Linked DNA regions of Mus musculus: all the other regions are linked to region 2. The links are chromatin loops, found by intact Hi-C in ENCODE. Cell type or tissue: left cerebral cortex. All regions are shown on one strand. Each heading gives the region's core, and the rest is flanking DNA. Links, peaks and the distances in the headings are about the cores only.

The links. Peaks named below come from ENCODE experiments on the same cell type or tissue, not always from the same donor. Only the 100,000 strongest peaks of a DNase experiment are listed, where the experiment ranks them.
Region 1: it touches region 2 in a loop (4-fold over the local background); 14 of 42 quality-filtered maps call a loop at or near these places.
Region 3: a loop joins it to region 2, with 3.0 times the contacts of the local background. A loop is called at or near these places in 9 of 42 quality-filtered maps.
Region 4: a loop joins it to region 2, with 8 times the contacts of the local background. A loop is called at or near these places in 16 of 42 quality-filtered maps.
Region 5: a loop joins it to region 2, with 2.3 times the contacts of the local background. A loop is called at or near these places in 29 of 42 quality-filtered maps.

The regions. Positions count from the first base shown.
Region 1 is chr10:81,515,277-81,521,495 of GRCm38, forward strand. The region is part of intron 1 of Gna15 (guanine nucleotide binding protein, alpha 15); the gene reads right to left. Among named protein-coding and RNA genes, the nearest start is that of Gna15, 5.8 kb to the right of the region's middle. In left cerebral cortex, for the core only: a CTCF peak has its summit at 3,437 (motif pointing right); DNase peaks (open chromatin) are centred at 2,158, 3,449 and 4,480.
Region 2 is chr10:81,602,232-81,608,450 of GRCm38, forward strand. It overlaps the pseudogene BC025920. Among named protein-coding and RNA genes, the nearest start is that of Tle6, 4.4 kb to the left of the region's middle. In left cerebral cortex, for the core only: CTCF peaks have their summits at 811 and 3,001 (motif pointing left); DNase peaks (open chromatin) are centred at 782, 2,988 and 3,990; H3K4me3 peaks cover 1,959 bases; H3K27ac peaks cover 1,790 bases.
Region 3 is chr10:82,168,080-82,174,298 of GRCm38, forward strand. No RefSeq gene overlaps it. Among named protein-coding and RNA genes, the nearest start is that of Gm40720, 6.9 kb to the right of the region's middle. In left cerebral cortex, for the core only: a CTCF peak has its summit at 2,938 (motif pointing left); a DNase peak (open chromatin) is centred at 2,978.
Region 4 is chr10:81,500,210-81,506,428 of GRCm38, forward strand. Gna15 (guanine nucleotide binding protein, alpha 15) reads right to left here. Exons shown (of 7, transcript NM_010304.3): 7 at 2,104-2,896. The coding sequence ends at 2,670. Among named protein-coding and RNA genes, the nearest start is that of S1pr4, 3.2 kb to the left of the region's middle. In left cerebral cortex, for the core only: a CTCF peak has its summit at 2,611 (motif pointing right); a DNase peak (open chromatin) is centred at 2,630; H3K4me3 peaks cover 503 bases.
Region 5 is chr10:81,546,609-81,552,827 of GRCm38, forward strand. No RefSeq gene overlaps it. Among named protein-coding and RNA genes, the nearest start is that of Gna11, 4.6 kb to the left of the region's middle. In left cerebral cortex, for the core only: CTCF peaks have their summits at 3,833 (motif pointing left) and 5,214 (motif pointing left); DNase peaks (open chromatin) are centred at 3,830 and 5,191.

The DNA.
Region 1 (6,219 bases), core at 596-5,595, 87 kb before region 2:
AGTCAGGACAGGAACCCACATAGTGCAGGAACCTGCAGGCCAGAGCTGATACAGAGGCCACGAAGGGCGCTGCTTACTGGCTTGCTTCCCCTGGCTTGCTCAGCCTGCTCCCTTATAGGACCCAGGACCACCCACAGTGAGCTGGGCCTTTTCCCACTGATCACTAAATAAGAAAATGTCATCCAGTTGGGGGTAGTAGCACATGTCTTTATTTCCAGCAGGCCACCTTTGTGAGTTTGAGTCCAACCTTGTCTCCATTGTGAGTTTGGGGCCAGCCTGGGCTACATAGAAAAATGGTGTCTAACCCAGACACTGTTGCATATGTCAGCAAGATTTTGATGAAGGGACCCTGGTATAGCTGTCTCATATGAGGCTATGCCAGTGCCTGGCAAATACAGAAGTGGATGCTCACAGTCATCTATAGGATTGAACACAGGGCCCCCAATTGAGAAGCTAGAGAAAGCACCCAAGGAGCTGAAGGTGTCTGCAATCTTATAGGTGGAACAACAATATGAACTAACCAGTACCCCCAGAGCTCATGTCTCTAGCTGCATATGTAGCAGAAGATGGCCTAGTCGGCCATCACTGGGAAGAGAGGCCACTTGGTATTGCAAACTTTATATGCCCCAGTACAGGGGAATGCCAGGGCCAAGAAGTGGGAGTGGGTGGGTAGGGGAGCAGGGCAGGGGAACAGTATAGGGAACTTTCGGGATAGCATTTTTTTTAAAGATTTATTTATTTATTATATGTAAGTACATTGTAGCTGTCTTCAGACACTCCAGAAGAGGGAGTCAGATCTCGTTACGGATGGTTGTGAGCCACCATGTGGTTGCTGGGATTTGAACTCTGGACCTTCAGAAGAGCAGTCGGGTGCTCTTACCCACTGAGCCATCTCACCAGCCCAGGGATAGCATTTGAAATTTGAAATGTATATAAAGAAAATATCTAATAAAAAAAGAAAATAAAAGAAAAAAGAAAAATGGTGTCTAAAAGAAAGAAAGAGAGGAAGAAAGAAAGACAGAGAGAGAAAGAAAGAAAGAAAGAAAGAAAGAAATAGAGAAAGAGAGCAAGAAAGAAGAAAGGTGGTAACATAAAGAAGACATGCCTGCCATCAGCCTCTGACCTCAACATGAACCCCCACCCCCCAACACACACACAAGTACACAGAAACCCAAGTACAAATATAGAAAGAAATCAAAATGACAAAGTTTGGCAGTGGGGGAGGGGGTGTCTCACATCATATGTCCTTGTTCATTGCATTCTGTGCCTGAGTTGTACGCTGAATAGAAGAACAGAGACTCACACAGGCAAGGCAGATACAGTTGAGCTATGTGCCTGGCTACCAATAAAGTTTTATCAGAACCTGGCACATGGGTTTGCTTTTGTGCTGTAAGGCAGCAATAAGAACTGGACCTGTGGGCTGAAGAGATGGCTCAGCGGTTAAGAGCACTGGCTGTTCTTCCGAAGGTCCTGAGTTCAAATCCCAGCAACTACATGGTAGCTCACAACCATCTGTAATGAGACCTGACACCCTCTTCTGGTGTGTCTGAAAACAGCTACAGTGTACTTACATATAATAAATAAATAAATCTTAAAAAAAAAAAAAAGAAAAGAAAAGAAAAGAAAAGAAAAGAAAAGAAAAGAGAACTGGACCTGTGAATGGTCCTGCCACAAGGGTTGGAAACACCCATTTACCTACAGCCAGGTCCAGTGGTATTGAAACCACTCAAGTGTTTTTATAATATTCTGCTTTGCCACACCCACTTCAGGAAGAGGATACTTTAGGACAATTCTCTCAGGTTTATTTATTTTATTTTACATGTTTGTGTGTTGCCTGCATGTGTGTCTTTGTCTCCTGTGCACAATGCCTGTGCTGTTAAAGAGGGCTTTGGCTTCCCCAGAATTGGAGTTGCAGACAATTGTGAGCTATCTGTGGTTGGTGGGGCTTCAACCGTCCCCCATCCTGAGGTGGTGTCCACTTTCTCATATACAAAATGGACCAAAGCAACAAACCTGCTGTGGTAGAAACCAAGAGGCTAGCCCCAGCTGGTTACCTGTGCATCCCCTGGGCACAATGCACACAGCCTTTCCCAGGAAGGGAAGTGGAGACCGACTGCATGAGACTCCCCAGGACGAGGGTCAGGGGCGCACGCAGAAGGAACTGAGAAAAGTTACAAGAACAGAAAGAGGAACAAGGCTCAGGGCTCACCTGCCGTGCGTGTGGTTCTGTGTTTCGTCTCCAATACCACATAAAACTGGCACAGAGGCCCAAACCTATCATTCCAGCCTCAGAGATGGGGACAGGAGGATTAGAGTTCACAGCCATCCCCTGCTACATAGTAAATTTAAAACCAGCCTGAGCCACACGAGATTACTGGCTAAAAAAAAAAGTGGGGCGAGAGTGTAACAGACTTGGGCTGTGTGGACCTTCTGGGGACAGGAGCCTCAGTGGACTGGGAGGCAGCCAGCGCTACTGTCTGTAAATCTGAGGGTCACATGGACAGGACAGGTAGAAGCAGGGCTCCTCTCTGAGACTCAGTTCCCCAAGGTGTTCAGAAATTCTCTGTTATTAATGATATTTGCAGGAAGACAAGGGCGCTGCTGTGAGGCATAGAGGAAGCTGTGCGTGAGCGGCGTGGAGCAGAGGCTGAAGATACTGGAAAGGGGTGTTTCCTCGATAGGGTTTGAACCTGGATCCTCCCGCACACTAAGGAGGGCTCCACCCTGACCACGCCCCCAGGGCACTGCTAGGGATTCTAGGTGGGACCCCCACCTCTGAGCCATGCCCCTAGCCTTCTGTTTACTCTTCAGATAGGGTCTCACTATGTTCCCAGAGTGGCCTGGAACTCACAAACAGTTTCCTTGCTCAGCACTCCAAGAAGCCTGGGTCACAAGTATGAGCCACTGATCCAGTTGACTCGTACGTTATGATGTGCCCATGTCCTCGTACCCAGGTTGAGTAATGATGATAGCATATGTGCTCCCTTTGTTACGGTCTCCTGAGATCTTGGCTGAGAGACTGCATGTCTTTTCCCAGTCGTCGCAGACGACCAGAATTTATGCAATTTCTAAGAAGACACAAGGACTTGGAAAGGTCGTGATACCAGCCTCAGAGGAAGACCAGGGCGTGAACTAGGCACAGGCGTCGGCCTCCACAGTCAACCTCCACCACTGATGTCTGTGAGGTTTCTAGGGATGCTGTGGGAAGGGACAACAGGGTATGGACGTGTCCTGTGGCCTCCTTGTCATTCCTAAATACTCACAACCCACTTCTGACTGAAGGGCAAAGAACAGTTACAAGCGCCACACACACTATTATAGTTCAATGACTTGAGTTTTTAAATCCTGCTATTAATTTGTTTTTTCATTTTATTTTCTGTATATGGCATTTTGCCTCTCTGTCTGTGCAATTGCATGCAGTATCTGCAGAGGCCAGAAGGGGGCCAGGTTCCCTGGAACTGGAGTCAAAACAGGTGGTTGTGAGCCCATGTCGGGGCTGGGAAGCGAGAGCCTGGTCCTCTGTAAGAGCAGCTGGTGCTGTAACCCCTGAACCGTGTCTCCAGCCCCAGTGATATTACTTCCCTCCCATAGTGGCATATGGTGGTCAACACTCCAGATACTGGCAGAGGAGGGTTGGTACTTTAAAGTCACCTTAAGCAACATGGCAAAAAATAAATAAAATAAAATAAAATAAAATAAAATAAAATAAAACAAAACATAGAGCTTGGGAATTGGAGGTGACCCTCAGCGCTCCCAGCACCAGCTGTTCCTGAGAGGATTGATGTTTGGTTGCAGCACCCACACAACAGCTCACAACAATTTGTGACTCCAGTCCCAGGGGATCCTACCCTGTCCTCAGGCCCTTCAGGTACTGCTTGTACATGCTGCATAGATATACAGACAAACACCCAGACATATAAAATAAAAAATAAAATAACCCTTTTTAAAAGTTAGTTAAGCTGGGCATGGTGGCATATGCCTTTAGTCCCAGGTCTTGGGAGGCAGAGGCAGGTGGATCTCTGTGAGTTTGAGGACAGCCTGGTCTACAGAGTAAGTTCCAGGTCAGCCAGGTCTACACAGATAAACTGTTAAGAAAAACCAAAAGAAGTCAGTTAAAACGATACAGTCCGGGACAGCCATGGTAGGACACGCCTTTAATCATAGCAGTCTGGGAGTTAGAGATAGGGCAATCCTGGTACTGTTTGTCAGGCCCCAGGGAATCCATGAAGCTCCCTGGAGAGAGATGCAGTCACAAAACAAGGGGGCAAAGGACCAAAGCCCTGTGTGGACTGTGGCCTCCACGCACAAGACAGAAACACCAGGAACAGCCTGTGACGCATCACTGTTGAAGTTCTGAAGACCACAGAAGCCAACGGACCTCTGGGCAAGTTGTGGTACTTATCTCTTTCCAGAAACTTCCACAAGGGGTTTGGCTGTGGCAACAGCTCTCTCCACCTGGCCAGGCTGCCCAACTCAGACAGGAAGTGTCTGCTTCCTTCTGGAGAAGGCAGGAGGAAGTGCAACCAAGCTGGGGACAGCAATGTGGGGGTAGTCATGCTCAACTTGGGTGGCATGAGGACCCAGCATTTCACTCACACCCCCAGGAAACTGGGCATGTGAGGAGCCCATACCACATCTGGGTATGGTTCAGATTAGCTGTAGACCCCAGAAAAATCCTGACAGCTCACCATATCTAAGTCTCCACAGTTGTCATTGAGTCCTGGGCAGAAGCACACAAAGAATGCAAGACTGTGGAACTAAACCATGAGCAGTGTGGCTTCAGGCAAGTTGCTTCACCTCTCTGGGCTTGTTCAGCAAAGGCAACTCTTATGCCTTCATTCTGACTTTTTGCTCTTGGTAACACTGCTAGCTGCTTCATTCTTAGCACAGACGTGTCCCTCTCAACCCCACCCAGGCTCGCCCCAGCCAGCTTCCTCAAAATCCCTGCCTACTCCAGGAAAGAAATTGTATGCTTTTGGATTCAATTCCCGTTTTCAAGTGGACTGAAAAGTATCCACAAAGAAGTGATAGTCAAGGTCTACAGTGACAATCCCTGAAACCTTGTCACTGTTCAGAGGACACACAAACACCTGTCCAGCTGACGTGGGGGTAGGTGAAAGGGTATGCTAAGAGAGAACAATGTCTACTGTGAAGCCTTAAGAGAAAGTCAGGGAAAGACTGGGAAAGACTAGGGAGAATCTGTCCAGAAAATGGACTAATTCATTCATCCACACATAGACATCAACCTGCTCACCCACCCATGCACCATGTATCCATTTATCCACATATAAACACATAAACTGAAATATCCACCTACCTACCCATCTTTCTGTCAGTTCACCCATCCACCCATCCACCCATCCATCCACCCACCTATTCACATACCCATCTGTGCATCTGTCTATCTGTCTATCTGTCTGTCTGTCTGTCCGTCCACATATCCATCCATCCACCTATTCACACCTATCTATGTATCTGTCTGTCTGTCTGTCTATCCATCCACATATCCACCCATCCATCCAACTACCCATCCATCCATCCATCCATCCATCCATCCATCCATCCATCCATCCATCCATGCATCTGTCCATCTATTCACCCATTCACCCACCCACCCACCCATACATCCACCTATTCACACACCCATCCGTGTCTGTCTGTCTGTCTATTCATCCACACATCCACTCATCCATCCACCCACCCACCCATCCAAGTATTCATCCATCCACCCCTCCATCCATCCATCCATCCATCCATCCATCCATCTATCCATCCACCCATCTGTCCATCCATTCATCTACCCATTCACCCTTCTACCCAATCATCCATCCATCCATCCATCCATCCACTCATCGATCCATGCATCTGTCTGTCTGTCTATCCATTCATCCATCCACATCCATCCATCCATCCATCCGTCCATCCATCCATGCATCTGTCTGTCTGTCTATCCATTCATCCATCCACATCCATCCATCCATCCATCCATCCATCCATCCATGCTTCACTGTGTGTTTACTGAGCTCCACCTATATGCGTTTTCCTGCATGAAGAAGACAGACTCAACCCCTGCCCTTTTGTTGTCTGCTGTGTAATTAGAGACGCAATTAGTAAAGTAAGTAGAGGATTTTGGTTACAGATCTAATAATGAGGCAGGAGACTATCTGGGAATTGGTGATTTGGATAGCCAGACACCATTGTTGTCCTAAGAGCTAAGCC
Region 2 (6,219 bases), core at 747-5,746:
CTGACTTATAGAGCACTCACATATATTAAATAAATAAATCTCTTTTTTTTGTTTTTTGTTTTTTCGAGACAGGGTTTCTCTGTATAGCCCTGGCTGTCCTGGAACTCACTTTGTAGACCAGGCTGGCCTCGTTCTCAGAAATCCACCTGCCTCTGCCTCCCGAGTGCTGGGATTAAAAGCATGCACCACCACGCCCAGCCTTAAATAAATAAATCTTTAAAAAATATATATTTTAAGGCCAGGCAGTGGTGGTGCATGCCTTTTATCCCAGTTCATGGCAGAGGCAGATGAATCTCTGAGTTTGAGGCCAGCCTAGTCTACTGAGCAGGTTCCAGGACAGCCAGGGCTACACAGAGAAACACGGTCTGGGAACAAACAAACAAACAAATTAAGTGTACAAATGTTTGCTTGCATGCACTCAAACCATGTGTGTGCCAGGTACCCTCAGAAGCCGGAAAAGGGTGTTGGATTTCCTATAACTGGGGCAGACATATGGTGCTGGGTCCCCTGCAGGAACAGCTAGTGCTGGTAACTGCTGAGCCGCCTCTCCAGCCCCATATACATATATACTTTTTCTTTTTATCCCGGCCCTGCTTTTGACCCCATGAGTTTTGCACATACTAGGCCAGTGCTCAAGCCATTACTATCCATTTCAGCCAGGACTGTCATTGACAGGACCAGTGGGACTATAGGATCTTCATTTCCAGAGGGCTGCCCATGGCAGGAAGCTGAAAGGGGAGGGGTAGTCTCTCTCTCTCTCTCTCTCTCTCTCTCTCTCCCTCTAGCGGTCATACCTACTAAGACACGTTAACAACAAATTTACATCAGATGATGTCACCACCACAGCTGAAGCTGCAAAAATATTCAATCATTGTATCAGCTCTGGCCACCATCCAAGTCTGAAAAGGTTAAGTCTATTTGCTGGCTGTGGTGGCTCAGGGCTCTAATCCCCACACTCAGGAGGCAGAGCCAGGATCATCTCCTGTGAGTTCATGTCTCAAAATAACAATAGCAACATTTTTTTTAAAAAGTCCCTTTTGTCTTTTTTTTTTTCAGTCCTGAGAGAGTCAGGGCCTTGTATATGTTGTTTATTGTATTTAATTATTCTATTTACTTATTATTTTACTTAATTCTCTCTCTCCTCTCCCTCTCTCTTTCCAGAGGGTTTCTCTGTGTAGCCCTGGCTGTACTGAAACTCACTCTGTAGACCAGGCTGGCCTGGAACTCAGAAATCTGACCCTGCCTCCTGAGTGTCTTACTTAAATTTATTTAATTCCATAGTGTTGTTTTATTACCACATTTATTTTCGTTATTTCATTCTTGTTACATATTTATTGCAGGTTCTTTTTTTTTTTTTTTTTTTTTTGTCTTTTTTGTTTGTTTGATTTTTGAGACAGGGTTTCTCTGTGTAGTCCTGGCAGTCCTGAAACTGGCTGGCCTTGCACTCACAGAGATACTCGTACCTCAGGCATGGGCCACCACACCCATCCCATTTTATTTTTCCATTTTTTATTAGGTATTTAGCTCATTTACCCATTTTATTTTTAAATTTATTCTTTCTTTTTTCTTCCTCCAGCCACTCACGATTCTAAATTTATCCTTATTTAAGAATGTGGGCTGGAGAGATGGCTCAGCGGGTAAGAGTATTGACTGCTCTTCTGAAGGTCCTGAGTTCAAATCCCAGCAACTACATGGTGGCTCACAACCATCCGTGATGAGGTTTGATACCCTCTTCTGGTGTGTCTGAAGACAGCTATAGTGTACTCACATATAATAAATAGATAAATCTTAAAAAAAAATAAGAACATACATGGACCTTGTGATCCTCTTGAGTCAGCTTCTAGGGATCACTGTAGCTGGGTTCCTAGAAGGCAGAAAGAGGATCCGGGCACCGTGTCCTACCGCTGGGCAGAGTGGAGGTGAAGGAACACACCCAGGCTGGCACATCCTCGCCTCAGGGTGCACTCAGCAGCTGGACATGCACAGGGCCCACTACAGTAGCACCTGTGTCTACCTCTCCCCACCCCCAAGTGTCCCCTGTATTGTGGGTCCCACCTCCTTTATTCCATGGCCCCTGTGTGTGCTCCTTCCCTATCATGGTAGCCCCTTGTAATGAGCATAGGAAAAAATGCCTTTTAGACATGTAAAAATAACTCAGGGTCTCCAGGACTGCATCTGATTACTAGAACTCAGTGACTTCACTCACTCACGTGACTGACACATGAGGCCATTACACCTTATATAAGCAGAGGCCAAGAGCAATGTTCTGCTCTGCACACCTGGAGAGTGAGCTACCTTGATCTGCCCTGCAGCTAGAGAGTCATGTCTGCCCTCCACCCCCCCATCCTGACCCTCAATTCACAGACTTCTTTTAGAGACTGTCCTTCAGCTAAGATATGGCACACAGGTGAGCAGCCTTGTGGAGATAGGCTTAGGACCAGAGTTAGGAATTTAGAAGGTGAACCTTGTGTGATGACCCTCAGCATAATAAAATACAACTTTTGTTTTACGATGTATGTCTACCTTCTTGCCTCGGTGTACAACTTCCCCAACACATGTGAGCGTGCACACACACATACCACACTAAACACACACACCATACACCAACCACACACATATATGCACACATGAACGCACACACCATACACTAACCACACACTAACCACACACTGACACACTACAGAGAACACACTAACCACAAACACACACCACACTAACCAAAAACGCACACGCACGCGCGCGCACGTACTCGGTGGGCCCTGTGCTCCCGCCTTGGAAGTAGCCAAGACTTCAAGGCTCTGCTTTCACTTCCCCCTGCCCTCCGACCGTCTGGGGTGCAGACGTTGATCGAATATTCGCTAGAGACACATGAGCATTTTGGGGCGTCTTGTGTAGGGTGACCCCGGTTGTCACCTACAGGAAATAAAGACTTTTCCTTCTGGAAGCTTTCTTTGCAGCGCTCAACCTGAACGCAATGCGGTGCTCAGAGGAGAACGCTGTCGCCATCTGCTGGTCGAAGCCAGACTCCACAGGCTTCCAGAGACCGGAAGAAAAGGAGTGGGGGCAGGGTGTGTGTGTGTGTGGGGGGGCATGCTGAGGAGTCAGGGGGGAGGGTTGGGGGATGTGTGGGTGACTGTGAGGGACCTGGGGATCCTGGGGGTAAGTGGAGGTGGGCCCGAGGTGGCTAGGGTTGTTGGGCATGCAGAGACCGGGCGGCACTTCGGAGGTATAGTCAGAGGCAGAGGGAATCTCTTGAGTTCGAGACTTGCCTGGTCTGCATAGTGTGCCCTTGTCTCAAACAAACAAAAATTAAAATAAAACGAAGAAACAAAGAAAGTGAAAATGTTGAAAGCGAACGAAATTAAGGAGGAATAATTCCCAGCGTTGGTCATTCTGTGCTTTCAAGGGAAGATAGTACTGTGTGGGAGTGCTAGGAACTAAGTTTTATTTATTTATATGCCTGTGTATTGCCAGGCCAGAAAGGGGCTCGGATCTCTGGAGCTGGAGTTAAAGGTGGATCGAACCTGTACCTTGGCAAGAACAGGCTGTGCTCTAACCACTGGGCCTCTCGCCAGCCTTATCGATATACTTATTTTGTGTACATGTGTGGCCGCGAGAGCCGCAGGGAATATGATGGACGTCAGAATTAACACCTGCGGGGCTCAATTCTCAACTTCCACCACCTGAGACTCTAACTCGGGTTCTCGTTCTCGGTTGCAAGCGTTCCCAGGCGTTGAGCCATCTTGCGGAGCTGAATACGAGCGAGCATTAATGCATTACTTCAGCATTCAGAGCCGACTAGGGCATCCCAGCACGCAAAAAGGACGCCCTGGGCCCAAACCAGATCACAACCCGTCCCAACCCCGCCCACCAAGCCAGTTTTCCTCACCGGGGCTGTCAAAGGAGCGGATTGTGCCGCTACCCAATCACATTCGAGCAAAGGCGGGGACCAGCGATTCTGAAGTCCGCTAGTGGAGGAGTGAATGGTCCTGCCTATTTTTAATATTTCACCAATCACTTGGTCCACACTAATCTTCACTTCCGGTTCATGAAAAAAGCCGGAAGTTCTTTGTACGAAAAACTGGAACTTGATTGAAGCCGGAACAGGATGCAGAGAATGACCGGAACTGGATGTTAACCAGTTAGGATAACCAGAAACGTAAATATGTTTCTCTGCCGCTTTGGTCTTCGTCGCTGTCGTCCTTGACCCAAAATAATTCCTCATTCGCTCAACGTGCCCAGAGCCAAAAACAATCCTCGGGTCGAGGGCAGGGAAGGGCTAAAGATTTGTGTGACTGCGGGAGAGCGTGACCTTGGGTTAGAGTACATGGAAGCATTAGCTTCGGTGCAGGATAACACGTGCGGGTCCCCGCAGGGCAATGGGGAGGGATGAGACACGGTGCTGTTTCCATGGGAACCATGCGCCTCAACACTGTACCTGGAACGCAGATGCACAGGCAGTCGGTGTTGAAAAGTTGTAAGGGACATCTGCAGATGTTACATACAAATAAGTAAATAAGTGAGACTGCAATGGGGCCCAGTGGATTACAGTGTTTGCGGCCAAAGTGATGACCTAAATTAAGGTCCATAGGTGGAAGAAGTACCTTGTTCAATCACATCTTCACTAGCTTTCTGTTTTCCAAGGTTTCCTTTGCTGCTTAAGCTCGGCTGTCCTGGATCTTGCTCTGTAGACCTGGCTGGCCTTGGACTCAGACACTTGCATGACTTTATCTCCGGAAAGCTAGGATTAAAGGTGCCTGGACCCAAGCTCTTCTTTAATTCCTTTTCACAAGATGAAAGCCTTGCTAGGTGGGATCTCGCCTGAGGTATGAGGATCTCTCCCTGTATTCTATTTAATATCTTTAGTCTGTTTTTCTCCCAGGATTTAACTCCACTCCACTCTCCTTTTCTCCTTGAACCATGCATTTTGTATTTTTCCTTGGTCAGCTTGCTTCTTTTCATTAAAACACTCTTCATAAGAGTGAAGCACAGCACAGAGTCTATACCAGGTTGCTTTGAGATTTCCTTTGCCAATTCAATTAATCCAAAACATTTCCCCTTAGCCTCAGGCAGGCTTTCAACACTGGCAAACAACATAGTAACATTTTTTTTTTCTCCTCAGAAACCTTTTGCAGGGCAGTGGTGGTGCATGCCTTTAATCCCAGCACTTGGGAGGCAGAGGCAGGTGGATTTCTGAGTTCAAGGCCAGCCTGGTCTACAGAGTGAGTTCCAGGACAGCCAGGGCTACACAGAGAAACCCTGTCTCGAAAAAACAAACAAACAAACAAACAAAAAAGAAAGAAAAGAAAAAGAAAACCTTTTGAGCCAGGTCCTCACAGCTCACATCACCCCAATATCAATGTCTTCCATATTCCTGCTAGGTTGGCCCTTTAAGCCCCACTTAAAGTTTACACTGCTTTTCCAAACCGTGGTCCCAAGTTCTGCATTACTTCAAAAGTTTGAGCAGACGGATAACAGCGTCCCTGATACCAACTTCTGTTTTAGGATTTTATTGCTGTGAACAGACAACATGACAAAGGCAACTCTGACACAGGACAACATTTAGTTTGGGCTGGCTTACAGGTTCAGAGGTTCAATCAATTATCATAGTGGGAACCATAGCAGCATACAGGCAGACATGGTGCTAGAGAAGCCAAGAGTTGTACATCTTGATCTGTAGGCAGCAGAAAGAGTGTGCCACACTAGACATAGTGTGAGCGTATAAGATCTCAGAACTTGCCTCCACAGTTACACAATTTTCCCACCTAGGCCATACCTACTCCAACAAGGCCACACCTCCTACTAGTACCGCTCCCTATGGCCAAGCATTCAAAGGCATGAGTCTTTGAGGGTCATACAGGTTTTCTCTGTGTAACAGTACTGGCTGTCCTGGAACTTGCTTTGTAGACCAGGCTGGGCACCCAGAGCACCTCCATGAAACTAGGGGCCAGGAAGAACAGAAGATGGTACAGGTACAACGGGAAAGTGTTCAGCTGAGCACACCACCAGAGGATTTGTTTGGGCCTTCCCAGTCTTTGAGATCTGCCTGTCTCTGCCTCCCAAGTGGCTGTGCCACCACTGCCTAGCACAAGACACTGTCTTAAAATTCTGAACATTGAATTTAAGCTATTTGTAATCTCTAATGACTCCTTAACTGTTCTTCCTGCTTTGAGTGGCAGTTCTTTTATGGACAGACTGTGAAGAAGATGGCTTTGGCCA
Region 3 (6,219 bases), core at 458-5,457, 570 kb after region 2:
GCTGCAATCTGCCTGATCCACCTCCTCGTCACTATGTATTCCTGGGAAAGCAATATGCTCAGATGCTTTGATACATAGCAGCACAGTGGACACAGACTCACGTGTTGGATCTGGGTGAGAACCCTGGAAAGAAGCACCATGCTGTTACTCACTGGTTCTCCCGCGGCAAAACTTGCTCCAGAGACCCTCTTTGGCAAGGGCCACTCACCTATATAGGCCTCCCTGGAATAACAACTCCCCTACACTATGATCAGAGATCAAAGGACTTATACCACACAAACTTTTTCCCAGGTCTGTCCTCCACCCAACAAGCACACAGGGTCACTATACTGGAAATTTGCATTTAAGTAGAAATGCTTTCAGTCTCCCAGAGCACTTTATGTTTCTCCTCCTAGGTATAAGGTCTCTAGTATGCACAGTCATTACACACTCAGTGTTGTAGTACAGCTATCTCTTTACCTCAGAACTGGAAAGTCCTGTAGATAACCTTAGGTCAAATTCAAGTAGGAGAAACAAAGCAAAGGGAGGCCATGGATTTGAAAGCAAAGAGGTTATATAGAGGGTCAGGAGAGATGAAAGCGAAAGACCAAATGAAGTAATTATAATCTCAAAAATAAATTTTAAAACATGGTATCAGGCTTTATGGTTCCATGTTCTCAAGAGAATAACAATTTATATTGGAGGCAAACAGAGGATTAACTCATACTTTTTATCCCATTCTCATCCAGAAAACAAATATCAAAAAACAAAAACAAAAACAAAAAAACCCAAAAAACCAACCAGTTAGGCAGGGCCACAAAAATTTGCCCAGCTCTTCTGTTCTCCTTGAACTAGTGTAACTACATAATTTGGTTGCTAAAAGGAAATTCACTTTTTAACTATATTTTTGGTTGCTGTGGTCTGTGCATCCCAATTGAACACTAATCAGATCATTTATCAATCACCTGAAGTTTATTAGCTAACTGTTCACTGGTAACTTCAAGTGTAGACAAAAATTGGAAACCTTTTAACATCCTTCTGGGCACCTCCCCTCTGTTTGCAAATGCAGAAGTCATGATCAGGGCATAGTTCCCTCTACATTTGCAACACCCAATAAAAGGCTGGGCTCTATTAAGCCATGAATCCCCTTGCCTCTCTTTTCTTTTCGGACCTGCATACCTGTATTCCCAGCACTACTGTGGTAGAGGCAGATTTGGGTTTTAAATTCAATTCTCAGTTGACATAGGGCCAGGCAAGCCTGGGATACATGATGTATTTCTCTCAAATAAATTAACAACTATTTGAGAAACATCAAGTCAAATTCTTAATTACTGGGAATCCTTCAAAAATAGAAGCAAATAGAAACCAGAGTAGTGATCTATACACAAAAAAATGAAATTTAAAAGGTGTTACTTTGGTGGTTTGAGTGAGAGTGGCCCTCATGCGCCCTTATGATTGAATAATTGGTCATCAGAGAGTGACTCTCTGATTGAGTGGGATTAGGAAGGGTGGCCTCCTCGGAGTAGGGACGGTCTTGTTGGAAGAAAATTGTCACTGGAGGTAGGCTTTGAGGTTTCAGGATCCAAACCAGACCCAGTGGCTTTCTCTTTTCTTGCTATCTGCTATCCAGATGTAGAATTCAAATACTTTTCCAAGACCATGTCTGCCTGCATGCCACCATGCTCCCACCATGATGACAATGGACTGCATCTTTGAAACTGCAAACAAGCCCCTAATAAATGCTTTCCTTTAGAAGAGACTCTGTGGTCATGTTTTCTCTTCACAGTGTTAGCACACTGAGACAGGTTGGCATTTCGATTTATTTTACTAAAAGGACAGTTAGCTACAGTGATGTTGAAATAGAGTGGGCACTTCTCAGGAAGAGGAAATGCTATTAACAAGAGACTGTATGAGCTTGCCTTGTATAAAATGTTCATTGACGAGTGCTGGATGCTGACACACATGTTATACCAAATGTCCTGTGTCTTAATGCTCTCACCATTGCTACACTTACCAGCATAAGAGTGTTGCCTAATTAGAAATACCAGGGCTCAAGCTAACCTTCAGAAATTGTACTCCCCCAATTCAGTTTTCCTTCATTCTTAAGGCATAAGTTAACCCATCCTGGGAAAGTACAGAAAGTCGTTTATCTTGCCTTATCACATCCTTTATAACATAGACCCCTTCAGTTTAAAGCCTTAAAATAAGGTGGTGGCGCATGCCTTTAATCCCAGCACTTGGGAGGCAGAGGCAGGCAGATTTCTGAGTTTGAGGCTAGCCTGGTCTACAGTGTGAGTTCCAGGACAGCCAGGGCTGAAACCCTGTCTCAAAAAACAAAACAAAACAAAACAAAACAAAACAAAAAAGAAAGAAAGAAATTAATAAAATGAACGGTTTTTTGTTTGTTTTTGTTGCATGGATTATTTTATTGTAAATAAAATGCTCTTAAAGCAAGAATTATATAATATTAAAAGAAATCACACAGAGGAAAGTATTTATATAAAATTAATACAGAAATATATTAAGTTTAGAAAGTGTTAAGAGAGAAATAAATAAACATAGAAGATCAGCTCTCCAGAGAAAGGAGAAAAAGAAATAAATTGCAGTCTCCTAAGGAAGGAGAGAAAAAGAACTAAAGTGAAGTCTCCAAAGAGAGGAGAAAATTATAGGTATTAAGGAGAAGTGTTTTCCATGTTAAAAAATGAAAAATTCTATAGAAGAGAACATTTGGACCCCCTATAGTTTTGTTTGGCTGTCAACATACAAATAGTTATTTTTTCAGTTACGATCACAATTTTATATATCATTTTAAGAGTAATCAGAAGAAAGGAGACTTAGATAAGGAAAAGAAGGAAAATCAAATGCAAGATTGGAGGTGATAGAAAAGAAAATGGAAAATCCTTTGATTCAGAGTAAAGGGGCTTCAGAGGAATCAAATATAATGCCTGTGGTGCCACCTGGTGACAAAATTGCAGAATGGCAGCCTATTATTAAATTTATTATGTTGAATTAAGAATCCAGATTCTTACTGCTGCTACCTTAAAGCTATGTCATACAGTAGATCGTATATTTCACTTTGTACAATTTGAAAACAAAAATGTACATGTGTTGATATAAGTTGATATATGTTCAGAATTCCAAGGGGCTTCTGCCTTGAGTTCTGAAAAGAATGATTCTGGTTTACACATTTATTGGATGTTCTGGCTGTTATGGGAATACTGACGCAAATCAAGACTGACAATGCTGCGGCATATTTCTCTAGTAAAATGAAGTGATTTTTAAATATTATGATATAAAACATATTCCAGATATTCCACACAATCCTATATGACAAGTAGTTATAGATCTAATTGTACTTTAAACAAGATGGTTAACAAACAAAAAGGGATAACAAAGACCCCACTGAGCTAGATTACATAGTTCTTTATTAACTTTAAGTTTTTTGAATGGTAATGAATAAACAGCTGCTGAGAGACACTGCATTTTTGAGAAAAACTGCTGAGCTAAATCAGCCTGTTTATGTAAGGATGCACTTAGCACAGAATGAAAGGAAGAAAATATGTTACATTGGGGAAGAGGTTTGTCTGTGTCTCAACAGGGGAAGAAAAGCTGTGGATTTCATCCAAATTAATAAATATCATATCTGTCTATGGGAGACCCCCTGAAGATTTTTGGCTGCCGACAGGAAGAAAGGAAGGAAGGAAAGAAAGAAGGAAGGAAGGAAGGAAAGAAAGAAGGAAGGAAGGAAGGAAGGAAGGAAGGAAGGAAGGAAAGAAAGAAGGAAGGAAGGAAGGAAGAAAGAAGCACAGAATGGGCAAAGTATATGCTGGTCTCTCTGTATGGGAACAGCTCTGAGATTGGCTGAGACATGGAAATGTCTCCAGTTAGAACCTCAACTCATCGTAGCCAATAAGTCTCATTGACTACAGAATCCGCGAGACTTATCCAAATGGCATGGATAAGAATTTACTGCAGTTTGGTTATACAATCCAAACTAAGTTACAAAAGATATTTAAAGATAACTTACCTGCTCAAACAGAGAGCAGAGAATCCTCTTTAGCTGATTGTTCACACCCCACATTCCATACCTATGTTAATGCAGAATGGATTATTGCTTATGAAACATTACATGCTTACAGACACCAGTGAAGTTCTAGTGGCTGTGACAACATTCACATGTGAGGATGCTGAGAAAGGTGCTTAGATCTTGAGACATATTTATCCCAGCATCCAGCTTTATATAACCTCAGACTACCTCAATAGCTGTTTCAGCAAAACTTGCTTCCAGCACAGCTCAAAACTGCTGAGTCCAGTTGGTACAGGTTTATAGACTGTTTCAATTAGGACTTCATGTAAGCACTGCAGTTTCCCATCACATAGACACACTGGGTCTGTGTGATGGGAAAGATGGCCGGGTAGATGGTTTTTGTTTGTAGGGTGATGGATATTTGTCATCATTTGAATGGGGTTGGTTACAAATTGTTAATGGTCTTGGTAAGAGAAGAAACAAAGTACGGGAGGTTGGTTTCAAGGATTTCTTTTTCTATTTCTTTTTCTTTCCTTTATCATTCTTTCTCTCCTATTTAGAGTTAGGCAAAAGTGGAAAAAGGGATAAGGAAAAAGGGGGGCTATAGGAATAATTAAGTTAAAGGGTAGATTATTGTATCTACTTTTAGACCAAAGAACATTAATAAGCCAAGTAATTTACAATATTCTTTGTATATTGATAGGGTAAGGTTATATTTTATTACAACATACATGTTTCAACTCTTGTTTAAGATATTGTACCTTAGTAATTATTAAAAATGCAACGTTAAGTTCTAGTCCTTTTGAAAATTGCTTTACAAATTGTTTAGCATAGTTAAGAAATGTAAGTTAGAGCCAGGCATGGTGGCACATGTCTTTAATCCCAGCACTTGGGAGGCAGGTGGATTTCTGAATTTGAGGCTAGCCTGGTCTACAAAGTGAGTTCCAGGACAGTCAAGGCTATACAGAGAGACCTTGTCTTGAAAAACCAAAAAAAAAAAGTCAGTCAATCAAACTTACTGATCATGTTTGAGGCTAGCTTAATTAATTACAGAAATGTTTTCTAGGTTGAACAGATAGTACATAGCTAGAAACAAGCAATGTTTGCCATTCAAATATACTAGAGATAGACAGTCTTCAAAAACTTCAGAGATCCACAGAATACAGCATTTAAAGATGTTCTATTAATAAAAGGCATTTCTGACAATGAGACAGGTCAGCTCCTGGCAGCACCCCATTCTACTTCAAAGATGATAAGCATCAAAGATCCACCAAATAGAGTTTTCTTTAAAAGGGGGCAAGCTAGCTATTGAGCAAGAAATTGCCCTTGCTTCAACTAATGACAGCATGCTGTCCAGGCTGGACAGATGAGAATGAGGGAAGTTGACTGCCAGCTTTGCCAGAACAAGGTAAGCAGTCCATAATAATTCCTGCTTCATAGAAAAGTCTATCAGATATTTTAGGCCAGAAGAATGAAGATGATGTTCCAACATTCCAGAAGTATCTTGGGTGACTGTCCATGTAGCCAGGAGCCTCTGTCATCTCTGTAGTTTTGGAAGCTGCTTGCTCAGCACTTCCTGTTTACTCAGTTAGTGTTTATCCTTCCCAGGTCTCTGATGGGGTAGAAGACTACATAGTTATAATCTCACAATTAAGCTTAAGACGTTTAGGATTTAAGAAAATGTTTTAAGGTGTAATAAGATATTTTAAGTTGGTAAGAAAAAGTTATGATAGCACATGATTTAGGTACAGAACTGTAACTCACCAAGATAGGATAGATAGTAGAGAACTTTTTCCAAGGTTGCCAAATGCATGTGGACTAGGATATAAACATAATTTTTACCTGATAGTTTTCATAATTGTTCTTATTATATTTAGTTTATTGATGTTAGACAAAGAGCCTTTTATTGGACTAAAAAGGGAAGATGTAGAGAAAATCTCTTGTGAAATATGTGGAAATACCACCTGTCAATAAAATGCTGATGTCCAGTAAGCTGAGGCAGGATTAGAAGGTTAGATATGGAGAGAGAGAGAAAGAGAGAGAGAGAGAGAGGAGAGAGAGAGATGTGGGGATGTTGGAAGATAGTTAGGAGAGGTAATTAGCCAGCCATGTGGAAGAGATAGAGTAGGTCATATAAGTTATGAGCTAGTTGGGGGATGAGCTAAAGCTTATGGCCGAGGCATTTCTCTATAAGTAATTAATTCTCAGAATCA
Region 4 (6,219 bases), core at 377-5,376, 100 kb before region 2:
TAATCAATGTCATCCAAACACATCAAGTACCACCCATGCATAACAGGTGCTTAATATCTTTTTAGAATTTTTGTTACATTTATTGATTGACTGTGTGTGTCCTTTCATGTGCTGGGGTCAGAGGGCAACTCACAGGAGTCCATTCTCCCCTTCTACCATGTGGGTCCTTAGAGCTTTGCCTCAGGCACCTTTACCCCTGAACTGTTCACTGGTGCTTAATCAGTGTTTGCTGTGTGTACACAGAAGGTGCTTAAAAAATGTGTCACATTGGGTGTAGCAGCACATGCCATTAGTATCAGTTCTTGGAAGGCAGAGGCAGGAGGACCTCTGTAAGTTCCAGGCCAGCCTGGGCTACATAATAGAGACACCCTGTCTAAAAAAAAAATACAAATACCTAATAATAATAATAATAATAATAATAATAATAATAATAAATATGTGCCACCAATACATAGTAGGTGCTTAAAATCACCTATTAAAGAAAAAGTCATCTGCACACACCAGGCGCTTAATAAGATTTTGTTGCCTGTACTAGGGATGCTTCATAGTGCTTGTCAACACACAGCAAACAGCAGGTGTCTAATCAATGTGCAAGGACACCTGTAGCTCCCCTGGCAGTGCCAACTCAGCCTCAGCCTACACAATTGTTCTGTGCTTTGACCCCAGCCTCAACCCCTTCCCTGCACTGAGCCCCAATCCCCAGTCTCAGCTCCTTCCCTGCACTGAGCCCCAATCCCAGCCTCAGCCCCTTCCTGCACTGAGCCCCAACCCTACCTGAGCACAGCTCTTGCTCTGTGCCATGACCCTGAAGAGACTTGATGTCAGACAGTGCACAAACTCTGGCCAGGGCCCCTCTGCACTGACTCCCCAAACCTCTACCCTATACTGAGCCTTTATCCCAGAATGAACCCTGAGCCTGAATAACATAGTCACAGACACAACATAGTGCTGACTAAAGGCCAACTCCAGCCAAGCCCATGACTGGGCCTCATGCACTGAGTTCAAGTGAGTACTGGGGTTCAGCATGAAGGAGGACTGAGCACAGCACCCCAGAATGAGTGCAGACAGAACGGTCACCTGCAGCCTGCTATGGAAGCTGATGTGGTATGAAGCAGGCACCATAACAGAACAGAAGATTACGAACACTTGACCTCCACAGCAGGCACTTAGTCAGTCTTCAAGAACAGCTCTCGCCAGGCGTGGTGGCGCACGCCTTTAATCCCAGCACTTGGGAGGCAAGGGCAGGCAGATTTCTGAGTTCGAGGCCAGCCTGGTCTACAGAGTAAGTTCCAGGACAGCCAGAGCTATACAGAGAAACCCTGTCTCAAAAAAACAAAAACAAAATAAAACAAACCAAAACCAAACCCCCAAAAAAGAACAGCTCTTTGCTCTTTGAGTATGTAACCAAGCTGGGCAAGTACCATCTCCCTGCCCGAAATGCACCCTGAAGACAGCACCAGGGCCCTTGTACAAGACAATACTCTGGGATGCTTCAGGTAGATGCAAAAATGTTGGCAGGCACAAAACAACAGTAGAGTCCAGCTTAGAATTCCTAAGACTCTGGCTGCCATCCCCAGCACCCAGACCAAGCCATTCTGTGTCTCAGAGTGAAGTACTATGCAGCAGTGTAAGGAGATATGTCTAAGGAAGCTGGAGGGAGTTCAGTTAGTAAAGTGCAGCTTACTCTGCATCTGGATTCTCCTGAGAACAGCCAGATCTCTAACTCCAGTGCTTGGAAGGCATGGGCGGGTTGTGGGGTGACTGGGTGACAGGGACACAAAACACAAGCGCAGATGACTCAGCTCTATACCCTAGTCTGTGATGTTTTCTTCAGTCGCTCCCTGGGTCTCTCACCGAACCTGGGGCTTGTTGATGAGCAGGGCAGTTGCCAACTCCTGCATTTTACCCTCCGAGCCACTCCAACCCCCTACTCCATTCTGTGCCTAGATTTGACATTGTCTCTGTGAGTCAATACCCTGGCCCTGGCCCCTGCCAGGCTCACAGTGAGAACACTGAGCTGTAATTTAGGACATGAAACTTGCAATCCTCCTGCCTCAGCGCCTGAGAGCTGAGATATTTCTCTCTTCCTCAGTTCCCTGATTGTTTGTTTTTAAATTACATTTATTTATCTGTGTGGGTAGGTGTGTCACCACCATGCACGCCTGAGGAGATAGAGAACTTCTCCTAGGACTCCGCTCCCTCTCTCTGTCCACTGAACAGGTCCTGAAGTCCAGTTGTCAGGCTTGGTGGCAAGGCACTCTCACCAGCCATCTTGCCGACCTCGGTTTCCCCTTTGGTAAGATGAAATGGTCCCCACAGGAAGATGTGAACAGGGCCCCTGGGAAGTCACAAGGTCCCGGACAGTTCTATCCGGTTTTGTTTGTTTTTGAAAACATGGTCCTGGAACTCACAGAAATCCTCCTGCCTCTGCCTCCGGAGCGCTGGGGTTAAAGACCCGGCTCATGTCCTTTCTCCAACAACTAGAAGAAGGGCGAGGGAATAAATTACAGGGGAGCTGGGCTTGGGGGCCCAGTAGGAAGCAGGGACTCTCTCCCTGTGGGCTGGCTTCCCCACTTGGCAGCTCCTGGACCTGCAGTTCCACGCGCGGCCACCAGGGGGAGGTATGTCCTCGCCACGACCGCGTCGCGCTTGGGGTTCCCTGTCCCGCGTCACAGCAGGTTGATCTCGTCCAGGTACCGGGCCAGCACCGAGTCCCGCACGTCCTTGAACACGCTGCGGACGCTTTGCGTGTCCGTGGCACAGGTGAAGTGTGCGAAGAAGCGGCGCGCGCGGGAGCCTTTCCTGCCACCGTCCTGGGGCTCTGCGCAGCTCGCGTACACGCGCGCATACATGTCCAAGATGAAGCTCTTGGCGGCCTCTGCGTCTCGCCGGGGTCCTGCAGAGAGGGAGAGGGGTTGAGTGGGCTCCCTTTTATAGCCCAGGCTGGCCGCAAACTCCCTACATAGCCCGGGATTACCCTGGTTTCCCTAAATAGCCCAGGCTGCCCTCCAGGTCAGTCTGTAGCCCTGGCTGACTTTGAACTCTTGATCTCCTCAGAGCTGGATGATGGGTGAGCGGCATCAAGCCTGGTTTGTGTAGTGCTGGGGATTCAACTCAGGTCTTTGTGACAGCTCTGGGGATCCTTCACTAGGCGGGGATGGGGGCGCAGAGCCACTCAGGCCATCCTTACTGAAGACAGGCGCCATGTGTGTCAGTCCCTGAAATGGCGCTGTCAGGCTCAGCTTGAGGACTCAAGTGCTAAGATGGGAGAGGCCGCCCGCAGTGGGAACTCTGTGGGCTCGAATCCTGCTTCCAGGACAAAGGCAATGGCTCAGAGGATAAGAGTGCTTGCTGCCAAGCCTGGGAACCTGAGTTCGAATCCCTAGCATTCAAGAAAAACAGGAGTGTGCCTATGCATGTGCCTATAACTTCAGTTCTGGGAGTAGGGGTATGGAAGCAGGGACTCCGGAAGGAGGCAAAAATGGACAGAGTAGGACTCAGGCAGCCTCCATGTGTCCCACGCCTGCTTCAATTCCTCTCTGGCTCAACTGCCAGCCAGTGGCTGCCCCTCTCTGTGCCTCGATTTCTCCATCTCTGCAATGGGCACATCCTGCTCTATGGACGTGCTTTCTTTTTCTTTGAATCTGACCAGAGTGCCATGAGTTTTCCTTTGTGTTACTTTCTCTGTGTGTGGTTGGGTGCATGGATGTGTGTACACTCAGGTGCAGGGCAGAGGGATGCCTTGGCTGTGGTTCTTTTCTGAGTCAGAGCCTCACAGAACTTGGAGCTCACTAATTGGCTAGGCAGTATACCTGGTGATGCTGGAGGGATCCTCCTGGATCAGCCCAACACCATGCCAACTGAACTATTTGTGATGAACCCAGGTCCCTATGCTTGCATGTGCCACACCCTTTACTCACTGAGCCAAGAGCAATGCCTCTTCAGATTCAAGGTTTCAATCTTTTGTTTCCCTATGACGGGGTATCTCTGTGTAGTCCTGGCTTTTCTGGAACTCACACTTTAGACCAGGCTGGTCTTGAACTCACAGATCCTCCTTCATCTGTCTACTGAGTGCTGGGATAAAAGGTGTGTGCCACCACTCCCTGAGTTTAAGTTGTTTCCTGGCAATATTGGGAATAGAGACCAGGGTCTCTCACTTGCTAGGCAAGCACCCTGCTGTTGAGCCACATCCTTAGGTATTTTTAGACTTTTAAAGCAAGTAACTAGGAAAAAATTGTCAGTTTGGGCTTTGTTTCCAGTGACATGGCTAAATGCACCAAGAAGATAGGGCTTGTCAGAAATACGGGACCTGCTATGGTGCCTCCCTCCGGAAAATGGTGAAGAAAATTGAAATCAGCCAGCACTCCAAGTAAACTTGCTCCTTCTGGGATAAGACCAAGATGAAGAGATGAGCTTTTGGCATCTGGCATTGAGGTTCCTGCATGAAAACAGTGGCCAGCGGGTGCCTGGATCTACAACACCACCTCTGCAGTCACAGTGAAGTCTGCCATCAGAAAACCGAAGTAACTGAAAGACCATAGAAGCCCTAACGTCTGAGACTCGCCTAGCCCACAATAAATGGGTTAATTTACATAACAAAAAGGAAAGAAAGAGAGAGAGAGAGAGAGAAAGAGGGAAAGAAAGAAAGAAAGAAAGAAAGAAAGAAAGAAGGAAGGAAGGAAGGAAAGAAAGAAAGAAAGAAAGAAAGAAAGAAAGAAAGAAAGAAAGAAAGAAAGGAAGAAAGGAAGGAAAGGAAAGAAAAAGAAAAAATTGTCAGAGAACACAAAACACGGGAGGAAATGTCAGCGGTAAATAAGGTTTTTGGATCTGTCCATGGTGTTTGAATGAGCGCTGTCCCCACAGGCTGGTGTGTTGATGCTTGGTCCCCAGTTTGTGGACCTGTTTGGAGAGGATGAGGAGGTATGGCCTTCTTGGAGGAGGTGTGGCCTGGTTGTAAATGTGTGGCTCTATTTTAGGAGGTGTGGTCTTGTTGTGGGGGCGTGGTCTTTTGTAGGGGTGTGGCCTAGTTGGAAGAGGTGTGTCACTGGGGATTCCAAGGCCATCAGTTGCCAGGTTTCGTCTCCTTCTCTCTCTGCCTGCTTCTGACAGTCGCTCTGGGTGTGGAGCTCTCCACTACTGCTCAGCGCCGTGCTTGTCCTCTTCCCGCCATGATGGTTACAGACTAACCCTCTGAGTTTCGGAGGTAAACGAACCAGTGATAAAACACTTCCTTTACCCGAGTTGCTGTGGTCATGGAATAGATCAGTGACTGAAGCACTGTGCCAGCCCGATGGTGTAAACAGTCCGTCCAAACCACCCATTTCCTCCGCCCAGCCTCTTGAGGCCACAGCCTGGTTCTCGAGATGTCTCAGCTAAGACAGGGCTGGGACAGCATAGCAGGGCTTTTAGAAGCTCTCAGCTGCAATAAAGCCAGTGTCAAATTCCCATAGCAGAGGTCACCAGAGTTGAATGTGAGTGACATTTGACCTGGCATCAAGCATGGATTGTTGAAGGGGCTGAGACAAAAGTCTCCCCCAGAATCTTATCTGCCCAGCATTGTAGATCATTGCCTGATTCCCAGTGGGTGTTTCATGCTCACCAGTTTTGGATCTCAGGTCTCCTAAGTTGGCAGGAAACTCAGTTCTGTTGGTTTAGGGCCCTGGGCACTGTCCTCTGCCCCAGCAGCCACAAGATGTGAGAGAGCTTGGCTCCAAGATGGCCGGTGCTGCCTCCTCCTGCCCTCCACAGTTAGGTAGAGCAGCTTCCCCCAGTGCTAAACCTGCCTCGGTCAACCGACTGTGATGGATGTGACCCAAACTTCCCTGAGACTTGATCATGAGAGGCAGTCTCCACCTAGGCGAAAGTCTGGCCACCCTGAGTCACCACTGTGACAGAGCTGGAATGGACATCGAATGCCAGAATGGGGGAAGACAGCAAGCCTCGGTCAGTGCATGCAGCACAGGGCAGCTGGGAGATGGCACCCAGTGCCTCTGGTCCCAGCCACCAACCAGTCTTAACCTCACTCAGCAAATCCCCAATCCCTGACCTGGGCATCTGTGACCCCAGTGCACAGGAGGAAGATCTGAGTTCTAGGCCAGCCCTGTCTACAGAATTACAGAATTGAAGGCTAGTCAGAGCTATGCAGTGAGACCCTACCTCAAAAAGGAGAGAGAGAGAGAGAGAGAGAGAGAGAGAGAGAGAGAGAGAGAGAACCAAAAC
Region 5 (6,219 bases), core at 877-5,876, 55 kb before region 2:
CATGGCCCAGACAAGGGGCTCCCGGGTGGCCCAATGTGGTCAAAGTTCCTCTTGCAGCTCATAGGCGCAACCCCTTGAGCCTTGACCATCCCAGTGCTGGAATGACAGGCATATGCCATGATGCCTGTTCACATTTATCTTTGTGTGCATACATAGTTTCCTTTTCTTAAAATAATTTAATCTTATTTTACATGCACTGATGTTTTCCTTGCCTGTGAGGGTGTCACATCTCTGGAGCTGGAGTTACAGGTGGCTGTGAACCCCCAGTGGATACTGGGAACCAAACCTGGGTCCTCTGCAGGAACAGCAAGTACGGTACCACTGGGCCATACTACCCTCCAGCCCCTGTGAGCTGTTCTGTTTGGATTCATGGGTTAGGGATCATCACCTGGTAAATTGTCGGCAAAAAAGGGTTCCAAGCAGCCAGGCCTTGGCGCACGCCTTTAATTCCAGCACCTTGGAGGCAGAGGCAGTTGGATCTCTCGTGAGGTTCAAGGTGGTCTGGTCTACAGAGTGAGTTTCAGGACAGCCAGGGGCACACAGAGAAACCCTGTCAAAAGGGGCAGCAGGGTGGAGCTGAGGGGAGTACTCCGCTCCTAAGAGGACTTTCTAGGCAAGCATGAGGACCTGAGTTCAAACACAACACCCACTGATGGCTGCACACACCGGTGACCCCACCTCATCCCCACACTGAGGTGGAGACAGATAAATCCAGGTACTCATGGCCTAGCAGACTGGCGCAGGGCAAAGAGGCAGAGGGCCATGGTGGAGGATACCCAATGGCCAGTGTGCGTCCACGGGGGTGAGCACACCCAAGGCCATGTGCAGGTACCACCGAGGAAGGACAGACTGAGGCTCTGTAAACCAGACTGGCCCGGACTGCAGCTTCCTCCTGCCTCACCCAGTTTGGGGTTGGTGATTCCTGTGCTCCGAACTGACCCAGGATAACTCTTGTTCTCAATGACGGTGACACCCATGGTGGCTCAGGTCTCTTTTTTTCTTCTCCAACATAATTTTTCTTATTATTTGGGGAGTTCATATCATGAACCCTGATCATACTCACTTCCCAACCCTCCCAGGTCTACCCCCAACCTTGTGAGCCCCACCCCAAAAAAAGAAAAATTTAAAAACCCACAAGTCCAGTTTGTGTTGCCTGTATAATGTGCACTGGAGCATGGTCACATTCCCTGGGGCCAGCCCTTAGAGGAACTGAGTCCTTCCCGACCTGTATCCTGCCAGGACTCACTTGGGATACATCCTTTTTTTTTTGGTTTTTCAAGACAGGGTTTCTCTGTGTAGTCCTGGCTGTCCTGGAACTCACTTTGTAGACCAGGCTGGCCTCGAACTCAGAAATTCACCTGCCTCTGCCTCCCCAGTGCTGGGATTAAAGGCGTGTGCCACCACGCCCAGCCTTTCTTTCTTTCTTTCTTTCTTTCTTTCTTTCTCTTTCTTTCTTTCTTTCTTTCTTTCTTTCTTTCTTTCTTTTTGTTTTTTTGTTTTGTTGTTTTTTCGAGACAGGGTTTCTCTGTGTAGCCCTGGCTGTCCTGGGACTCACTTTGTAGACCAGGCTGGCCTCGAACTCAGAAATCCACCTGCCTCTGCCTCCCAAGTGCTGGGATTAAAGGCATATGCCACCACTACCTGGCATCCTTAACAATTCTTTAGAGATCTGTTGAATGGCTGTCTGTCTAGGGTGTTACTTTTGTGGGTAGAATGGGAGCAGGGTTTGTCCAGAAGCCTTCCATGTACCTTCCCCTCAACTGTGCACCAGTGCTACACAAGTAGCCTTTGCAGTTGGGAGTACAGAACATGGACTTCCATGTGGTCTCCAACGTCAGCTAGTGCCACAGACATCTGTGTGGCCCTCAGTGATGACACCTGGTAGCTCAGCTTGGGAAGCTGAGACGGGTAAGTCTCTGAGTTCAAGAATAGCCTAAGCTAGTGCGTTCCAGGGCAGTCATAGTGAGACCCTGCCTGTGGAAGAGAGAGAGAGAGAGAGAAAGAGAGAGAGAGAGAGAGAGAGAGAGAGAGAGAGAGAGAGAGAGGAAAGAGGAAGGAAGGAAGGAAGGAAGGAAGGAAGGAAGGAAGGAAGGAAGGAAGGAAGGAAAGAAGGAAAGAAAGAAAGAAAGCCCAAAAAGCTTAGCCCTATGGTACAAGCCTATCATCCCAGCAACTGGGATCCTGAGAAAAGAGGATTACAAGTTTGAGCAGAGCAGGAGAAATTAGAAGTTACCCTGTGGTGTTAGTGAGCCTGAGTTTCAAAATAAAGAGCACTGGGGATTATCACCAACACCAGAGGGAAACTGAGGCCTGAGCAGAGGCAGAGGCCTGAGAGTACACCCCCACCTAGAGACCTAGGCCCTAGAGACAAAGTCTGGCTGCCACACCCTGCAGCCGCCTAGCTGTTCCCTTCTTTCTCAGCCTTGGCCTGTGAACCCCAGGGATGGAAGGTTTATGGGTCCATATTGGGCTGGGGACAAGGCCACTCCCCGTTTCAGAGCCTGGACAAAGGTACGGATACCACAGAGGCCTTGGAAAGTTCTCAAGAATGTACTGGGTGGGGAAACCCAAGACCTTCAGACAGCCTGGAGAGGACCACACCCCCCCAACCTGTGCCCAGCCCTGAAGAGCTGTCCTCGACCTCAGCCACTTTTGACATGTGGAGCTATCACCTAGGAGTCCCAGAGGGCAGGCTTTCCCCGTCCTGCCAGAATTAAAGCATCTTTAGTTCTCTCCTTTACTTTTACGGTTTTTTTTTTCCTTTTTAAAAAAATCTCAAGACAAGATCTCACTATACAGCCCAGGCTGGTCTGGAACTCACAGTGATTCTCCTGCCTCTGCCTCTCAAGTGTTGAGATGACCACCTTGAGCCACATGTCTGGCTATGGCTCTCTGGGCTTTGTGCACGTGTGTACATCAGGAGCACGAAGGGTGATTCTTCAGTGTCAGTGACAGTGTCAGTCAGCAGTGCTGTCAGCAGGAGACTCACCCCAGCCTGATGCCACTAACACCACAGGAAGGGGCAGAGGCTACATCGGGAAGGTGGGTGGGGATGGCTGCCGAGGTTCCGGGGTCCATCCCAGTGCATATAAACCAGCTGTGAGTACACTGCTCACTGGGAGGCAGGCCGGTAAACCAATGTCATCATCATCTACATGGTAAGTTTGGGGTTTGCCTGAGCTACATGAGCTAGCCTAAGCTAACATGAACTACATGAGACCCTGTCTCAGGAACTCTGATAGTGGCAGAGACAAAACTCCTCTGTGATCAGTTACAGCTTCATTCGTAAACCCCAAATAGGAACAGCCAGTGTTTGTGGTGATGGATGGGGAAGTGGTACAGTCCCTCACCCACTGGAGTGAATGGGAGCAAGGCTGTGACACCCCATGGCACGGAGGGACCTTGGAAGACACGATGGAACTGGCTGAAGATGGGATGTTCTACATCAGCTAGCTGAACAATCTGAAGTACACCAAGGGCACTAACGTCACAGTCTGCAATGTGAATTTCACTTTTGAATTATACTTTAAAAAATACACCAGTAAATCAGGTGGTCCCAGGTATGTGGAAGGCTGAGGCAAGAGAGTAGCAGCGAGTTTGAGGAAGTGAGGGCCTTTCTGGTAGATTGTCTACAAGATTGTCTCGGGCAAGAGCTCACAGCCTGGGCAAAGGCCCTGGGTCAGGACAAGCCTGTGCTGAGCACCCCAGGGCTCCTGTGGCTGCACAGGGGAGGAGGGAGGCAGGCAGGGAGGAAGGCAGCAGGGACTGGGCTTTGACCCGGACAAAGGTGGTCTAGGAGGATGCTGACGCCTATGGTGCCCTCTGGTGGCCGCTGTGGAAAGGCCAGCTATGGCAGAGCTGCTAGCCTGATGGAGAGGATCACCCAGTTCCTGGTTCAAATCTCAGCTTTCTCTTTTTGTTCTCCCAACTCCATGTTATTGGAATATCAACTCAAATCGAGAGGCCGGCCTCAGCGCCTCCATTTCCTGCCTCCAAGAGCTTCAAGGCCAAGCGTTCCTTTCCAGGCCCAGCCACAGCTTGCACTTGCAGAGAGATGGGGAGAATGAGGGGTGCAGATTTTGTTTTGCTTTTTTTTTTTTTGGCAGGTCTCACTATGTATCCCTGGCTATTCTGGACTTGCTATTGTAGACCAGGGTGGCCTTGAACCCACGGAGCTCTGCCTGCTTCTGCGTCCTGAGCAGGTATAGGCATTACTCACTTCCTCCATTTCTCACACTCACTGCAATCCTCCTACCACAGCAGCAGCAGCAGCCACCTCGACATCCACCCTCCAAGGACTGTTTCTCCTTTTATTCTCCCAGCTTCCTTTGAGACCCGACCCAACCTGGCTTCCTTCAGGACAAGGACAGTAAACCCACACACAGCATGTCCCCAGCTTCCAGCTTTGGGCCAGGTAACTGGAGGTGGCCAGTCAGTGACCCATCTAGCTCCTTCATGGGTTGCCTCCTTAGACAGGCTGCCCTAACATCAATTTTTAAAAAAGATTTATTTATTATTACATGTAAGTACACTGTAGCTGTCTTCAGATACACCAGAAGAGGATGTCAGACTTCATCACGAATGGTTGTGAGCCACCATGTGGTCGCTGGGATTCGAACTCAGGACTTTCGGAAGAGCAGTCAGTGCTCTTAACCACTGAGCCATCTCACCAGCCCATGAACTCACATACTTGCTTCAAAAACTTTAACTCAAATGTTTCTTCTTCTAAGTAGCTGTCTTCAGTGTTACTCTGTGAGATATTTAATCTACCTCCCCATGAATTCATCTAGGCCCAATCTTTCCTTCCACTCCAGCCCAGAATCACCAGGCTTCCAGTAAGAACAAGACCTGCCTCAAGTCTCTCATACAGCTTGCCCTGTAGCTCCTACCGTACTGCTTGGAATAAATTCAAGGCCTAGAATCCCCCAGTGAGGGGCTGGGGTATGGTGGGGAGAGGATTGGCTCAACCCCCAGTGAACTGGGAGAGCTCCTGGCATGAAATGGGTGGAAGCCTGGGTTTAGTTAGCTCAACACCCTGCAGAACCCAAGATATACCACTAGGGACAACCTAGCCCAGTGTCTACATCACCCTGAAGGACCCCCTGGACTCGCCTTCTAGGCCATGCTGCGTCAGTCTGAAGCACCCTGAGGGAGCCCGTGCTCACCAAGCCTGGAAATGACATCAGCACCCGCCAGGCCTTCCACAGGTGGGGTTTGGGGGAGGGGTGACAGTCAAATCTGGGAAGCTGCTGCCCCCGTGTGGCCCGTACTAGAAACTTCGCCTTCTGTGACTATCCGGCATTTTATCAATTTTGATGTTAAAAAATTGGGTGCGGCCCTGGCCACCGGCTCCGGATCCTGGAACTGGGATTTCACCTGAGTCCCAGGGGAGGCGTCACTACAGGACCAGCTCAGTCCCTGTGTGGGTCCTGGGTGCTGAGCATAAAGGTCTCTAGGGATGGCCATCTGTAGCTCCATCCAGGTCTGGCCCTGTTTTAGGAATTAATGTATGTGGAGAATTGGCTGGTTGTGGGTTCTTTGCAAATTAAAAATTCAAGTTTCTGAGTCTTTAACTTGGGCCTAACACCCATTTCATAGAAAAAGATACAAAGGGACGGAGCTGTGTGCTTTCAAGATTAACTCAAAAAGAGAAGTGATGCGGTGTGGATAGACGCACAAGAAGGATTATGGGAAGCGGGTGACATGGCCATCACAGGTGAGCAATCCCCCTCAGAAGCCACTGGCTCCCAAAACACTTGGGCAACAATAACATGGCTCACTGGAGTTCTCAAGATCCCAGAGCCATGAGCTGGGGAAATGTGTGCTGGGCAAACCTGAGGACCATAGTTCGAATCCCTGCCTTCCCAGCACACACCCTTAAGTCTAATGGCACACAGTATGACCATCAAACATTCCCAGCAGGACGTGAGCAGGCCAGTGCCAGCACTTGGAGATACCAGTTCACCTTGTGATTGGCTCTCCTAGGCCAGGATCCAGGTTGAATGTCACTTTTCCCAGGAAGCTGTATGTCTTTAGAGCGCTGTGTTGACCTCTCTGAGCCCCTCAGACCGCCTTTTGGCAGCCAAAGCTGCTTACTGAGAAAATTCTCAACTTTAAGTTATAGACCTCATCATGCTGAGCCTACTGTTGCAAAGGAAGTACAGTCCGAATTCCCTCGGGATGGCTGACACTAGATGTGTAAGCTTAATGGGGGGTCTG